2 separate regions of the Homo sapiens genome follow, and region 1 is linked to region 2. A link is an interaction called in ENCODE POLR2A ChIA-PET data of the cell type or tissue named here. Cell type or tissue: B cell. All regions are shown on one strand. Each heading gives the region's core, and the rest is flanking DNA. Links, peaks and the distances in the headings are about the cores only.

Region 1 (7,551 bases), core at 2,202-6,201, 1.1 Mb before region 2:
GGCTTCACAGCCTGGCTGGGGTCATAGTCACTTAACCAAATACTCACCACTCAGAGTGGCCATGCTGTGCTGGTACAATACAGGCAACTTGGGCAGCGGGTGAAGGTGAAGCTTGGGCAGCCCTGGGGGCGGGTTAGAGTTCTGGCTGTCCCACTGCCTAGCTGTGTGACCTCCAGACAAGCTTGAACCTCGGTTTCCCCATCTTTGAAATCCAGATAATAATACCACAGCAGCCCCATGGGGTTAATGGGGGAAGATGATAATAGGAACAGTGGTGGATTAACTACGTTTTTTTATGCTGGATGTGGTGGCGCCTACCTGTAGTCCCAGCTACTCCAGAGGCTGAGGCAGTAGAGACAAGGTTTCACCATGTTGGCCAGGCTGGTCATGAACTCCTGACCTCAGGTGATCCACCCACCTCAGCTTCCCAAAGTGCAGGGATTACAGATGTGAGCCACCGCGCCCGGCCATTTTTCTTTTTTTTAAATGGAGAACGGGGTCTTGCCACGTTGCCCAAGGTGATCTTGAACTCCTGGGCTCGGATGATCTGCCCATATCAGCCTCCCAAAATTCTGAGATTACAGGTGTGAGCCACTGTGCCTGGCCTATTTATTCATTCTACTTTTGTTAATTGAAGGGCCAGTGTACCTTGTCCAGGCAGAGCTGGAGCGGGGCTGCGGGATAGGCATGTTTCAGGCCAACCTGAGGGTGGATGCAAGACTGAGACCACCTTGGTCAGCTCTGTGCTAAGAACAGTAGATGGGATCGGAGGAGGGATATGGGATGTGGACGGGGATGGGCAGAGGCCTGGGGCTCCTGTGGAAGCCTGGATTTACCTGAGGCGGGAGAGGAGAGATGGGTCACTCTGTGGGGTGGGGGAATGAGCAGATCGAGGGTTTTGCCAGACAGGATGGAGACCCGGGATGCTCTCATGGGCTGGGGGGGGCCTTCGAGGGGCTCTGATATCCCTCCTCACCGGCCCATCACCCATGAAGCCGGCCCAGCCCTGTTGAAGCACCAGCAACTACACTCCAGACCCGTGCTGACCCTGCTGGCGGATGACCGGCACATCATCTCAGGCAGCGAGGACCACACCCTGGTGGTGGTGGACCGCCGAGCCAACAGCGTCCTGCAGCGTCTGCAGGTGGGCCCTCCCCAGGGGCCTGGAGGGATGGGGACTGTTGCAGGCCCAGCCCGGCCTGAGCTGTCCCGTCCCTTGTCCCTCTCGTAGCTGGACTCCTACCTGCTCTGCATGTCCTACCAGGAACCCCAGCTCTGGGCTGGTGACAACCAGGGCCTGCTGCACGTCTTCGCCAACCGCAACGGCTGCTTCCAGCTTATCCGGGTCTGCTGGAGCTCCTGCCCCTGACTGTCCCTCCCCCCGGGCTTCCTTCCTACCCGAGCCCCTGGTGGTGTGGGGGAGGGCGGGCCTTGGGAGAGCCTCGACTGAGTGTTGCCTGATCCTCCTCCTGCAGTCCTTTGATGTGGGCCACAGCTTTCCCATCACTGGGATCCAGTACTCCGTGGGAGCCTTGTACACCACATCCACTGACAAGACCATCCGGGTGAGGCTCCTGCCCAGCCCCCACCCCAGGACAGTCCCTGCCTCTCCCCTACCTCCATCAGCCAGGGGCACACCTCTTGACCTCGCCCATTGCCCCTCACTAGGTGCACGTGCCCACAGACCCACCAAGGACCATTTGCACCCGAAGGCATGACAATGGGCTCAATAGGGTAAGGTCCTGCCCCATGTGCCCTGCCCAGCTGGCCAGAGCGCCATCGTCCCTGACTCCTCATGTTCCTCCCCCTTCCCAGGTCTGTGCTGAGGGCAACCTGGTGGTGGCCGGCTCTGGAGACCTGTCGCTAGAGGTCTGGAGGCTGCAGGCCTGAGCAGGTGGGCGTGGATGTGGATACTGCCTGCCGGAGGCTGGGCTTCCTCCTCTGTTCTTGGGGGACCATCCCCAATGTTGGTGCTGCCTCCGCCCCGTGGGCCTAGGGCACAAGGAGTCCCAGCCACATTCGGGTGAGCGTCCTGGCCTGGGCCCTATGCCCGGGGGAAGGGTGAAATTGGGGTTCAGGCCCACCCAGGGGGCCGCTTCCCACTCTTGGGCCCTGGTTTTGTTATGATTTGGATGCCCCGCTCTCAGTTGAGAGCGAAGGAGAAATAAACCTGACATGTTGGTGCTTGGGCCTGGAGTGTGAGTGTGGTTTGCCTGCTGGGGTTCTGCCTGTGCCTGCTTGGGGCTGTGGGGCTGCGGGCCTGCATGGGAGTGACTGGGAGAGATAGCAAGTCTGGGCTGGGGGTGCATGTCAGCTGTTGCTGTGCATTTGAAGAGGGAGAGTCCTGAGGATCGTGGGCATCTGTGTCTATGATGTCACGTGTGTGTGTGATGTGTGACGCGTGTGGTGTATAGATTATGACTCAAATCCTGGCCATTTGTCTGCACGGTGGGAAAGGGTACCTGCTCAGGCTATCCCATGGGTGCTGGCGAGGGCAAGAGGGATGGCGTGCTCTCCGTCTGGGGCTCCAGGGTGTGTGTGTGCTGCTGTGGCTGTGACCCCGGGGGCAGGCAGGGAGGGAGGCTGGGCCAGGTACGCACCTGGCCCCTGCAAGCCCAAAGTCCCTCTGGTCTCCCATCTCAGCCCAGCTCAGCCATGCCCTGAGAAGTATTCACTTCATGTTTATTGAGGCCCCCTGGTTTGCCCAGGCCACAGGGTGGCATTGCCCTGGGTTCATAGGATGGCATAGGGCTTCTTCTCCTTGAAGGAGTTGGTGGCGGCCGGGATGCCCACAAGGAAGGGGTCATTCTTGGCCTGCTCCGTGCAGAACTTCAGCAGATCGGCGGCCATCTTTGGACACCTGCAGACCAACTGGTTCAGCCAGACCAGACCCAGGCATGCACCTGTCCCCTGGCCCATGTGTTCCCACCTCTTCCCGCCTCCTGCACTGGCCCCGACCCTCACCTTCACTTGGTCGATGCCTGCCTCCATCTGGAGCTGCTCCACTGCCCAGAGGGCCTGCCCAATGTCACTGTTGATGGCCACCTTGCTGGACATCTGGGTAAAGTGGGCAGGCCGTGGGCAGCAGGCCCAACCTCAGTCCCCTAGGGGGAGCCTAGGGCTGCCCGAGGGTTCCCACACCTCCTTCTATGTTCCTTGGGGGCTGCAGGATGAGGGTGGCTGCTCCTGGACCCATCAGGCCCACACACCTCGGCTAAGGGCTCCGGCCCAAGTCACCTCTGGCTGCCTGGTCCTCTGGTGGCCACCCTGCTGTGGCTCCCTCCCCAACCCAGCCTGTCCTCTTCAACCCCCTTTTCTCCCTCGGCTACCCCTGCAAAGACTTTGAAGCCAGGGCTCTCATGGAGTGAAATGTCACCAGCTGCAGCAGCAGCTGCTGCCTCGGCTGAGGGGGTCCCTGCCCCAGGAGGCCCTGTGGCTCCTCTGGTGTCATGTGTCACCTGGGTCCCTGTGGGCTAGGTGCCTTGGCTGGGGGAGTGAGGAGGCCCTGGCCTCCCCCTGGCCTGCTGGATCTCCTGCTAACTGTTCCCAACACATCTGCTTTGTCAGCCTCTGCCATCTCCAACATGCAGCCTTGCCTCTCCTCCTGTTGTCGCCACTGCTCAGGCTCAAATCTCCAATGCCTTCGTTCTTTTTTTTTTTTTTTTTTTTTTTTTTGAGAGAGAGTCTTGCTCTATCACCCATGTTGGAGTGCAGTGGTGCGATCTCAGCTCACTTTCAACCTCCACCTCCCGGGCTCAAGTGATTCTCCTGCCTCAGCCTCCTGAGTAGCTGGGATTACAGGCGTATGCTACCACACCCGGCTAATTTTTTTTTTTTTTTTTTTTTTGAGATGGTATTTCGCTCTTGTTGCCCAGGCTAGAGTGCAATAGCGTGATTTCGGCTCACTGCAACCTCCGCCTTCTGGGTTCAAGCGATTCTTCTGCCTCAGCCTCTCGAGTAGCTGGGATTACAGGCATGTGCCACCATGCTCGGCTAATTTTTTGTATTTTTAGTAGAGATGAGGTTTCACCATGTTGGTCAGGCTGGTCTTGAACTCCTGATCTCAGGTGATCCACTTGCCTCAGCCTCCCAAAGTGCTGGGATTACAGGCATGAGCCACTGCGCCCGGCCACACCTGGCTAATTTTTGTATTTTTAGTAGAGAAGGGGTTTCACCATGTTGGCCAGGCTGGTCTCGAACTCCTGACCTCAAGTGATCCACCTGCTTCGGCCTCCCAAAGTGCTGGGATTACAGGTGTGAGCCATCGTGCCTGGCCTTCTTTTCTTTTTTTAAGCCCAGGTTCTCGCTCTGTCGTCCAGGCTGGAGTGCAGTGGTACAATCATAGCTCACTGTAACTTCAAACTCCTGGGCTCAAGTGATCCTCTCAACTCAGCCTCCTGATTAGCTAGAATTATAGGCGTGAGCCACCGTGCCCTGCTAATTTATGTTTTTAACTTTTTGTAGAGATGGTTCTTACTATGTTGCCCAGGCTGGTCTTGAACTCCTGGCCTCAAACGATCCTCTTGCCTTGGCCTTCCAAAGGAATTATAGGCATAAGCCACTGAGCCCTGCCCCGAGATTCTAATATGTGCCCAGCACTGTGCAAAAACCCAAATTAGCAATGAAACAAGACAAAACCTTGCCCTCATGGAGCTGCCTTTCTAGTTAGGCAGGGATGGACAACAGAAAATGTACTCAGTGAAAGAGTATACATGTGAAAGGGCATATGAAAGAAGAATAAAATCAAAGTAAAGGGGAGAGGAGTGGTCAGGGCAGGCCTCTCAGAGGAGGTGACATTTGAACTTAGGCCCAAAGGAGGAGAAGGAACTGAGAAATGGGGTGTTCTAGGCAGAAGGAGCGGCAAGTACCTGACTCCTTGGACAAAAAAGAGCTTGGTGGGTTCCAGGAATAGCAAAGAGGTCTGTGTAGCTGGAGAGGAGAGAGGGAGGGAGGGCCAGCATGGTGGGAGATGGCAGCAGGGAGGTTGAGAGGTGCCCTTTAAGGCCACTGTGAAAAGCTTGGATTTTACTCCCAGGGGGAAGCTACCATTAGGAGGTTTTAACAGTGACATGTTTGATTTATGGTTAAAGAGCTGTGGCATGCACCTGTAGTCCCAGCTACTGGGGAGGCTGAAGTGGGAGGATCACTTGAGGCCAGGAGGTCGAAGCTGCAGTGAGGTGTGATTGTCCCACTGCACTCCAGCCCTGGTGACAGAGTGAGACCCTGCATCAAAAAAAAAAGCTCAGCGGCTGGGCACGGTGGCTCATGCCTGTAATCCCAGCACTTTGGGAGGCTGAGGTGGGCGGATCACGAGGTCAGGAGATCAAGACCATCCTGGCTAACATGGTGAAACCCCGTCTCTACTAAAAATACAAAAAATTAGCTGGGCGTGTGGCGGGCGCCTGTAGTCCCAGCTACTTGGGAGGCTGAGGCAGGAGACTGGCGTGAACCCGGGAGGTGGAGCTTGTAGTGAGCCGAAATCACACCACTACACTCCAGCCTGGGCGACAGAGCAAGACTCCGTCTCAAAAAAAAAAAAAAAAAAAAAAAAGCTCTCTGATTTTAGCTGTTAGGTGGGAGATGGGTTGGAGGATACCAAAGCCAGCTTGCAGGCTATGGGGATAAAGAAAACACCTGGATTTCGGACCTACTTTATAGGTAGAGGTTGGCAGACATGCTGAGAAGGATGGATGTGGGGTGTGAGAAAAGGGGAGACAGCAAGCTGCGCTCCTCATTTTTAATTTTTATTTATCTATTTTTGAGACGGAGTTTCGCTCTGTTGCCCAGGCTGGAGTGCAGTGGCACCATCTCAGCTCACTGCAACCTCCACCTCCCGGGTTCAAGTGATTCTCCTGCCTCAGCCTCCTGAGTAGCTGGGATTATGGGTGTGCGCCACCACACCCGGCTAATTTTTGTATTTTTTAGTAGAGACGGGGTTTCGCCATGTTGTCCAGGCTGGTCTCTAACTCCTAACCTCAGGTGATCTGCCCTCCTTGGCATCCCAAAGTGCTGGGATTACAGGTGTGAGCCACCGCGCCCAGCCCCAATCCCTATTTTTCAGTCTAGTGGATGAGTGGAGGGTGGGGCCGTTTGCTGAGATGCAGAAAGATCAGGGATAGGTGGAGAGGGAGCTGAGGGGGCAACTTTGAGGTCCAAGCGAGGATGTCAAGGAGGATGTCTGTCTCCTCCAACAAGGTAGGCTCATTCCAGCCTCACGGCTTTTGCTGTTCTGTCTTCCCATGTGCAGGAAATGGCCTCTCTGCATCTTCACATACGGGGATTTTCTCAGCCTTCTGGCTTTGGCTCAAATCTCACCTCCTTGGCGTCCTTCACCCATCCCTCCAACTAAAATCCCGAACTCCTCCACCTAAAGACTCAAATTATCCTGTTTAAATCCTGATTGCGCTGGGCGCGGTGGCTCACACCTGTAATCCCAGCACTTTGGGAGGCCGAGGCAGGCAGATCACCTGAGGTCAGGAGTTCGAGACTAGCCTGACCAACATAGTGAAACCCCATCTCTACTAAAAATACAAGAATTAGCCGGGCGTGATGGCTCATGCCTGTAATCCCAGCTACTCGGGAGGCTGAGGCAGGAGAATTGCTTGAAACTGGGAGGCAGAGGTTGCGATGAGTGGAGATCGCGCCATTGCACTCCAGCCTGGGCAACAAGAGCGAAACTCTGTCTCCAAAAAAAACAAAAAACAAAAAAGGCCTGATAGCACTCACCACTATTGTTAACTTTCTATCTTCCCAATCAGATTGTGGGCTCCAGTAGGGCAGGGTCCACATCTTGGTCTTGTTCACCACTAAATCCTTAGTGCCTAGCACGGAGCCCACCATAGAGAATAGACTACATGAATTGTAGAGTGAGTGAATAATCCTGTTGGCCGTATGCACTGTTAGGAGGGTGTGTTTGAGATACAGATGACACCCAGGGTCTCACATTCTTGCAGGAGGGAAAGAGACGTCAGCCCTGGGTCCCAGAAGAGGCCACTGACCCAGTGGGAGTTCAGGGAAGGCTTCCCAGAGGAGGTGGAGGTGACAGCTGCAGCTATAAGGGAAGGAAGAACAGAGCGTTATGCAGCATGTGAAGGCTTTGGAGACTTGTGAGGGCACGAACCGGGCTCACTATCCCATTAGACAAAAGTGGCTGAGGAAGGATGAAACTGTGTCTAACTCTGCCTGGTGACCGAAATCTTGTCCATGGGTGACGCTTAAGAAGTGACCCTCGGCCGGGCGCAGTGGCTCACGCCTGTAATCCTGGCACTTTGGGAGGCCAAGGCGGGCGGGTCACGAGTTCAGGAGATCGAGACCATCCTGGCTAACACGGTGAAACCCCATCTCTACTAAAAACAGAAAAAATTAGCCGGGTGTGGTGGCGGGCACCTGTAGTCCCAGTTACTCGGGAGGCTGAGGCAGGAGAATGGCATGAACCTGGGAGGCAGAGCTTGCAGTGAGCCGAGATTGCGCCACTGCACTCCAGCCTGGGCGACAGAGCGAGACTCTGTCTCAAAAAAAAAAAAAAAAAAAAAAGTGACCCTCATAAAAAAA
Region 2 (7,551 bases), core at 2,113-6,112:
CCCAGCTACTTGGGAGGCTGAGGCAGGAGAATAGTGTGAACCCAGGAGGCGGAGCTTGCAGTGAGCCAAGATAGCGCCACTGCACTCCTGCCTGGGTGAAAGAGCGAGACTCCATCTCAAAAAAATAAAAAATAAAAAAAAAATAAAATCCAAGCAGAGGCCAGGCTCAGTGGTTCACATCTGTAATCCCAGCACTTTGGGAGGCCAAAGCGGGTGGATTATTTGAGGTCAGGAGTTCAAGATCAGCCTGGCCAGCATAGTGAAACCCCATGTCCACTAAAAATACAAAAAGTTAGTCAGGCTTGCTGGCGAGTGCCTGTAATCCCAGCTACTTGGGAGTCTGAGGCAGGAGAATCACTTGCATCTGGGAGGTGGAGGCTGCAGTGAGTCAAGATTGCGCCACTGCACTCCAGCCTGGGCAACAAGAGTTAAACTCTGCCTGAAAAAAAAAAATTGGCCAGTTGTGGTGGCAGGAGCCTATGGTCCTAGCTACTCAGGAGGCTGAGGCAGGAGAATTGCTTGAACCCAGGAGGCGGAGGTTGCAATGAGCTGAGATTGTGCCACTGTACTCCAGCCTGGGTGACAGAGCAAGAATCTGTCTCAAAAAAAATAAGTAAATAAAATAGGCCAGGCACGATGGCTCACACCTGTAATGCCAGCACTTTGCAAGGCCTAGGTGGTCGGATCACTTGAGGTCAGAAGTTCAAGACCAGCCTGGCCATCATGGTGAAACCCCATCTCTACTAAAAATACAAAACTTATCTAGGCGTGGTGACACATGACTGTAATCCCAGCTACTTGGGAGGCTGAGGCGAGAGAATCACTTGAGCCTAGGGGGTTTGCGGGTAAAGGGGGTGGAGAGGTGAGGGCGGAGATTGCAGTGAGCTGAGATTGTGCCACTGCACTCCAGCCTGGGTGATAGAGCAAGACTCTGTCTCAAAAAAAAAATTAATTCAATAAAATCCAAGCAGAAAGAAGGGTACAACATAAAGCAAGTCTTCCTCCACCCCAGGGGCAACTAATATTAATCATTTTCTTTCTCTATATAGTCTATGCCTCCATAATCAAAACATTCCCTTTATTATTTTCTTTTTTTTTTCTTTTTTTTTTTTTTTGAGATGGAGTCTCACTCTGTCACCAGGCTGGAGTGCAGTGGCGTGAGCTCGGCTCGCTGAAACCTCCAACTCCCAGATTCAAGCAATTCTCCTGGCTCAGCCTCCTGAGTAGCTGGGATTATAGGCACGCGCCACCACGCCCAGCTAATTTTTTTTTTTTTTTTTTTTTTTTTTGAGATGGAGTCTTGCTCTGTCGCCCAGGCTGGAGTGCAGCGGCGTGATCTCGGCTCACTGCAAGCTCTGCCTCCCGGGTTCACACCATTCTCCTGCCTCAGCCTCCCAAGTAGCTGGGATTACAGGCGTCTGCCACCACACCCGGCTCGTTTTTTGTATTTTTAAATAGAGATGGGGTTTCATCGTGTTAGCCAGGATGGTCTCAATCTCCTGACCTCGTGATCCGCCTGCCTCAGCCTCCCAAAGTGCTGGGATTACAGGAGTGAGCCACCGCGCCTGGCAATTTTTGTATTTTTAGTAGAGATGGGGTTTCACCATGTTGGCCAGGATGGTCCCAATCTCCTGACCTCATGACCTGCCCGCCTCAGCCTCCCAAAGTGTTGGGATTACAGGCGTGAGCCGCCGTGCCCGGCCTATTATTTCTTTAGGGAGAGGGGTCTTGCTATATTGTCCAGGCTGGAGTGCAGTGGTGCAATCATAGCTCCCTGCAGCCTCAAACTCCTGGGCTCAAGAAATCCTCCCACCCTAGCCTCTCAAGTAGCTAGGACTACAGGCACGCACCACCACTCCTAACTAATTTTTAGATTTTTTTTTTTTGTAGAGATGGGAGTCTTGTTCTGTTGCCCAAACCGGTCTTGTACTCCTGGGCTCAAGCAATCCTCCTGCCTCAGCCTCCGAAAGTGTTGGGATTACAGGCATGAGCTATTGCTTCCAGACTGTTTTTCAGAGACAGAGTTTTGCTATGTTGCCCAGGCTGGTCTTGAGCTCCTGGGCTCAAGTGATCCATCTCAGCCTCCCGAGTAGATGAGATTACAGGGGCATGCCACTGCAAACACATTCCCATTTTTTACACCAAAAGCAACACAATATACACATAGTTCTGCACACATTCCCGTTACTGCACTCCACTTTTTTTTTTTTCTTTTTTGAGATGGAGTCTCACTCTGTCACCCAGGCTGGAGTACATGGGTGTAATGTTGGCTCACTGCAACCTCCATCTCCTGGGTTCAACCGATTAAGCAATTCTCCTGCCTCAGCCTCCCAGGTAGCTGGGATTACAGGCCCCCACCACCATGCCTGGCTAATTTTGTATTTTTAGTAGAGACGGCATTTCACCATGTTGGTCAGGCTGGTCTTGAACTCCTGACCTCAGGTGATTCACCTGCCTTGGCCTCCCAAAGTGCTGGGATTACAGGCATGAGCCACTGTGCCCAGTCCTGAATTGTTTCTTGCATAAGATCCAAGAATGCTCTCTTGGGGTCTGGATCGAGACCCCTTTCCTGTAACACTTCGAACAATTTTGCAATCCTCAATGTCATAACAAATGACCTTGTCTACGCATTACCTATGGGGCAGACATGTTTGCAGGATTCCCAGGAACAAGGAAAAAGATCGCACTTCTTTTTGACAGCCACGAAGCTTCTGCCTTATGTCACTGGCTCCTTGCTAGTGCCCCTTGCAGGATTTTATTGGTTTTGGGGGTTGTTTTGAGAGACAGAATCTTGCTCTGTCACTCAGACTAGAGTGCAATGGCAGGATCATAGCTCACTGCAGCCTCAAATTCACAGGGTCAGGTGATCCTCCTGCCTCAACCTCCCAAAGTGCTGGGATTGCAGGCGTGAGCCAAAGTGCCAAAGTGCTCAGCCTCATTGAGGTTTTTTTTTTGAGATGGAGTCTCACTCCATCAGCCAGGCTGGAGTGCAGTGGCACGATCTTGGCTCACTGCAACCTCCGCCTCCCGGGTTCAAGCAATTCTCTGCCTCAGCCTCCCAAGTAGCTGGGACTACAAGCACACGCCACCATGCCCAGCTAATTTTTGTATTTCTAGTAGAGATGGGGTTTCGCCATCTTTGCCAAGCTGGTCTTGAACTCCTGACCTCATGATCCACCCACCTCGGCCTCTCAAAGTGCTGGGATTACAGGCGTGAGCCACCGCACCCAGCCGTGGTCTTTTTAAATCTTTCCTTCTAGGCCAGGCATGGTGGCTCACACCTGTAATCCCAACACTTTCAGAGGCCGAGGCAGGTGGATCACCTGAGGTCAGGAGTTTGAGACCAGCCTGACCAATATAGTGAAACCCCGTCTCTACTAAAAATACAAAAATTAGCTGGGCATGGTGGCGTGTGCTTGTAGTCCCAGCTACTTGGGAGGCTGAGGCAGAGAATTGCTTGAACCCGGGAGGCGGAGGTTGCAGTGAGCCGATATGACGCCACTGCACTCCAGACTGAGCAACAGAGCGAGACTCTTTCTCAAAATACATAAATAAATAAATAATTGTTTCCCTCTTACCAACAAGGCTGCAGTGGTGGTCCCTGGACCAATGCTGTGAAAGTAATGTGTAAGAAAACTTCTAGAAGGAGAATTATCTCAGGGCTGGGCACAGTGGCTCACACCTGTAATCCCAGCACTTTGAGAGGCTGAGGCAGGCAGATCACTTGAGGTCAGGAGTTGGAGACCAGCCTGGCCAACATGGTGAAACCCCATCCCTACTAAAAATACAAAAAATTAGCTGGGTATGGTGGCACGTGCCTGTAATCCCAGCTACTGAGGCTGATGCAGGAGAATCGCTTGAACCCAGGAGGCAGAGGTTGCAGTGAGCCGAGATCACACCACTGCAATCCAGCCTGGGAAACAGAATGAGACTCCGTTTCAGGGGAAAAAAAAAAAAAAAAAAATCTCAGGGCCTGTTTTTCTTATACTGAAAGCAGAGTGCTAGACCTGATGTGACAGTTGCAGGGGAGCCCAGTTCCCCTCTGAGGGAGAGTTAAGTAACACCCACCCCCAGGCAACCCAGGCCATTAGCGCTAGGCAAGGCACAGGAACCCCTCCTTTGGCCCACCCTCAACCGCCACTTGCAACTGCTACACGGCAGGGACCCAGTTGTTTGGCTCCAGCTGCCTGCCTAGCGGAGTGAAATGAATCTGGACAAAATGTAAACAGGGCTGAGTGCAGTGGCTCATGCCTGTAATCCCAGCACTTTGGTAGGTAGGGGCAGGCAGATCACTTGAGGACAGGAGTTCAAGACCAGCCTGGCCAATATGGCAAAAACCCACCTCTACTAAAAAATACAAAAGAATGAGTCAGGCCTGGTGATGCATGCCTATAATCCCAGCTATTTGGGAGGCTGAGGCATGAGAATCGTTCTTGTCTGGGAAGTGGAGGCTGCAGTGAGCTGTGATCACGCCACTGCACTCCAGTTTGGGAGACTATCTCAAAAAAAAAAAAAAGTAACTGAGGTTACTTCTGGGGAGAGGCACTTGGTGAAATTGTCACCTTTCATTTGTTATTTTACTTATTTTTTTTTTTTTGAGAAGAAGTTTCCCTCTTGCTGTCCAGGCTGGAGTGCAGTGACGTGATCTCAGCTCACAGCAACCTCTGCCTCCCAGATTCAAGCGATTCTCCTGCCTCAGCCTCCTGAGTAGCTGGGATTACAGGCATGCGCCACCACGCCTGGTTAATTTTGTATTTTTTAGTAGAGACAGGGTTTCTCCATGTTGGTCAGGCTGATCTTGAATTCCCGACCTCAGGTGATCCACCCGCCTAGGCCTCCCAAAGTGCTGAGATTACAGGCATGAGCTACTGCTCCGGCTTATTTGTTACTTTGCGCGCGCGCGTGTGTGTGTGTGTGTGTGTGTGTGTGTGTGTGTGTATCTTGGTATAATTTGCTACTTTATAGATGTCAATACTGTTGAATTTGTTACAAGGTGTATGTGTTACTGTTACAATTTTTTGGTTTTTTTTGAAACAGTGTCTCACTCTGTTGCCCAGGCTGGAGTGCAATGGTGTAATCATAGCTCACTGCAGTTTCCACCTCCTGAGCTCAAGGGATCCTCCTGCCTCTGCCTCCTGAGTGGCTGGGACCACAGCTTCACCCCACCACTCTTGGTTAATTTTGTGTGTGTGTGTTTTGTAGAGATGGGGTCTTGCTATGTTGCCTAGGCTGGTCTCAAACTCCTGACCTCAAGTGATTCTTCCTCCTTAGCCTCCCAAAATGCAGGATTACAGGTGTGAGCCATCATGTCTGGCCAACTGTTATAATTAAGCAGTGATCTTTCCAAAATGCAATCCTGGCCAGGGGTGGTGGCTCACACCTGTAATCCCAACACTTTGGGAGGCTGAGGCGGGCAGATCACTTGAGATCAGGAGTTCGAGACCAGCCTGATCAACATGGCAAAACGCTGTCTCCATTAAAAATACAAAAATTAGCTGGCATTGTGGCGGGCGCCTGTAATTCCAGCTACTCAGGAGGCTGAGACAGGAGAATCACTTGAACCCAGGAGGTGGAGGTTGCAGTGGGCCGAGGTCGTACCACTGCACTCCAGCCTGGGCAACAGAGCAAGACTCTGTCTCAAGCAAACAAACAAATCCCCAAAATGTAATCCTGAGTTTGTTCCAGCTGCCATTTACCGTCACTTCTGATCCTGGCCCATGAGGCAGGGGCCAGAATCATCCTTGCTTCTCAGAGGCTATTACAGAAGCTCAGACGTGTTTTTGTGGGTTTTTATTTTTTAATTTTTTTTGGTACAATATTTATCTTAGATTGGACGGCTTAACCACTGTGACCAAGGTAATTTCTAGGAAGTGGCAGTCCCTCAATCTTAACCACAACAGTCTAGGGAGGTCACAGCCGCGCTCTTCTCACTGACTCAGAGGCACCAGACAGGCAGGAGTCTGAATCAGAGGTCACCATCATAGCCCAAGGACCCCGTTCTCATGGCCCAGAGCACAGAAAGAAGAAGTGACACATCCAATGTCACACGAAGACTGAGTGGCAGGGGAGGGGGGATTGTAACTCAGGCTCCCTCCTCTACATCAGCCAGACACTTCTACCGAGCACCAAGGACCAAAGCTCTGTGCCAGGCAGCTGGGGACCCAAGGACACTAGGAGGAATAAATCAGGGTGGGCGCTGGCCCTCAGGGAGCTTCTGTCTTGCTGAGGAGACAACACCAGCCAGCACTCAGCCATCTTAATTAATTATTTTATTTTTTTCTTTACTTTTCTGTTTTTTAGACAGGGTCTCACTCTGTTGCCCAGGCTGTCAGGCTGGAGTACAGTAGTGTGATCACAGCTCACTGCAACTTCCGTCTCCGGGGCTCAAGCAATCCTCCCTCCCACCTAAGCCTCCTGAACAGCTGGGACTACAAGCACACACCACCACACCTGGCTAATTTTTTTTTTTTTTTTTTTTTTTTTTTTTTTTGAGACGGAGTCTCGCTCTGTCACCCAGGCTGGAGTACAGTGGCGCAGCCTCGGCTCACTGCAAGCTCCGCCTCCCGGGTTCACGCCATTCTCCTGCCTCAGCCTCTCCGAGTAGCTGGGACTACAGGCGCCCGCCACCACGCCCGGCTAATTTTTTTTTTTTTTTTTTTTTTAGTAGAGACGGGGTTTCACCGTGAGACAGAGTCTTGCTCTGTCGCCAGGCTGGAGTGTAGTGGCCTGATCTTGGCTCACTGCAACCTCCACCTCCCAGGTTCAATTGATTCTCCTGCCTCAGCCTCCCGAGTAGCTGGGACTACAGGTAAGTGCGCCACCATGCCCAGCTAATTTTGTATTTTTAGTAGAGACGGGGTTTCACCATGTTGACCAGGATGGTCTCGATCTCCTGACCTCGTGATCCACCCACCTCGGCCTCTCAAAGTGCTGGGGTTACAGGCGTGAGCCACTGCACCCAGCCAATTTTTGTATTTTTTGTAGAGAGGGGGTTTCACCACTTTGTCCAGGCTGGTCTTGAACTCCTGGGCTCAAGCAATCTGTCCATCTCGGCTTCCTGAAGTGCTGGGATTATAGCCATGAACCACCGCACCCGGCCTAATTTATTTATTTTAAGAAATGGTGTTCGGGCATGGTACATCACGCCTGTAATCCCAGCACTTTGGGAGGCCAAGGCGGGCAGATCACCTGAAGTCAGGAGTTTGAGACTAGCCTGGTCAACATGGTGAAATCCCTCCTCTACCAAAAAATACAAAAATTAGCCAGACACGGTGGTGTGCACCTATAACCCTAGATACTTGGGAGGCTAAGGTGGGAGAACTGCTTGAACCCGGGAGGTGGAGGTTGCAGTGAGTCGAGATCACACCACTGCACTCCAGCCTGGGCAATGGACTGAGACTCTGTCTCCAAAAAAAAAAAAAAAAATGCCGGGCGCGGTGGCTCATGCCTGTAATCCCAGCGGTTTGGGAGGCCGAGGAGGGCAGATCACGAGGTCAGGAGATCGAGACCATCCTGGCTAACACGGTGAAACCATCTCTACTAAAAACACAC

The links. Peaks named below come from ENCODE experiments on the same cell type or tissue, not always from the same donor. Only the 100,000 strongest peaks of a DNase experiment are listed, where the experiment ranks them.
Region 1: POLR2A ChIA-PET joins it to region 2 with 7 read pairs; 3 of 35 experiments call an interaction of 5 or more read pairs at or near these places.

The regions. Positions count from the first base shown.
Region 1 is chr19:12,683,555-12,691,105 of GRCh38, reverse strand. It overlaps GNG14 (G protein subunit gamma 14), which reads right to left and starts at 3,108. Exons shown (of 1, transcript NM_001316692.2): 1 at 2,684-3,108. The coding sequence starts at 3,057. The coding sequence ends at 2,734. FBXW9 (F-box and WD repeat domain containing 9) reads left to right here. Exons shown (of 10, transcript NM_032301.3): 6 at 996-1,144; 7 at 1,232-1,345; 8 at 1,476-1,565; 9 at 1,669-1,734; 10 at 1,816-2,190. The coding sequence ends at 1,890. RefSeq lists an enhancer at 7,483-7,551. In B cell, for the core only: no CTCF peak of the experiment used is centred there; no DNase peak of the experiment used is centred there.
Region 2 is chr19:11,566,815-11,574,365 of GRCh38, reverse strand. No RefSeq gene overlaps it. Among named protein-coding and RNA genes, the nearest start is that of ACP5, 7.1 kb to the left of the region's middle. RefSeq lists an enhancer at 5,944-6,033 and a silencer at 6,444-6,493. In B cell, for the core only: no CTCF peak of the experiment used is centred there; DNase peaks (open chromatin) are centred at 4,115 and 5,985; H3K4me3 peaks cover 10 bases; H3K27ac peaks cover 1,533 bases.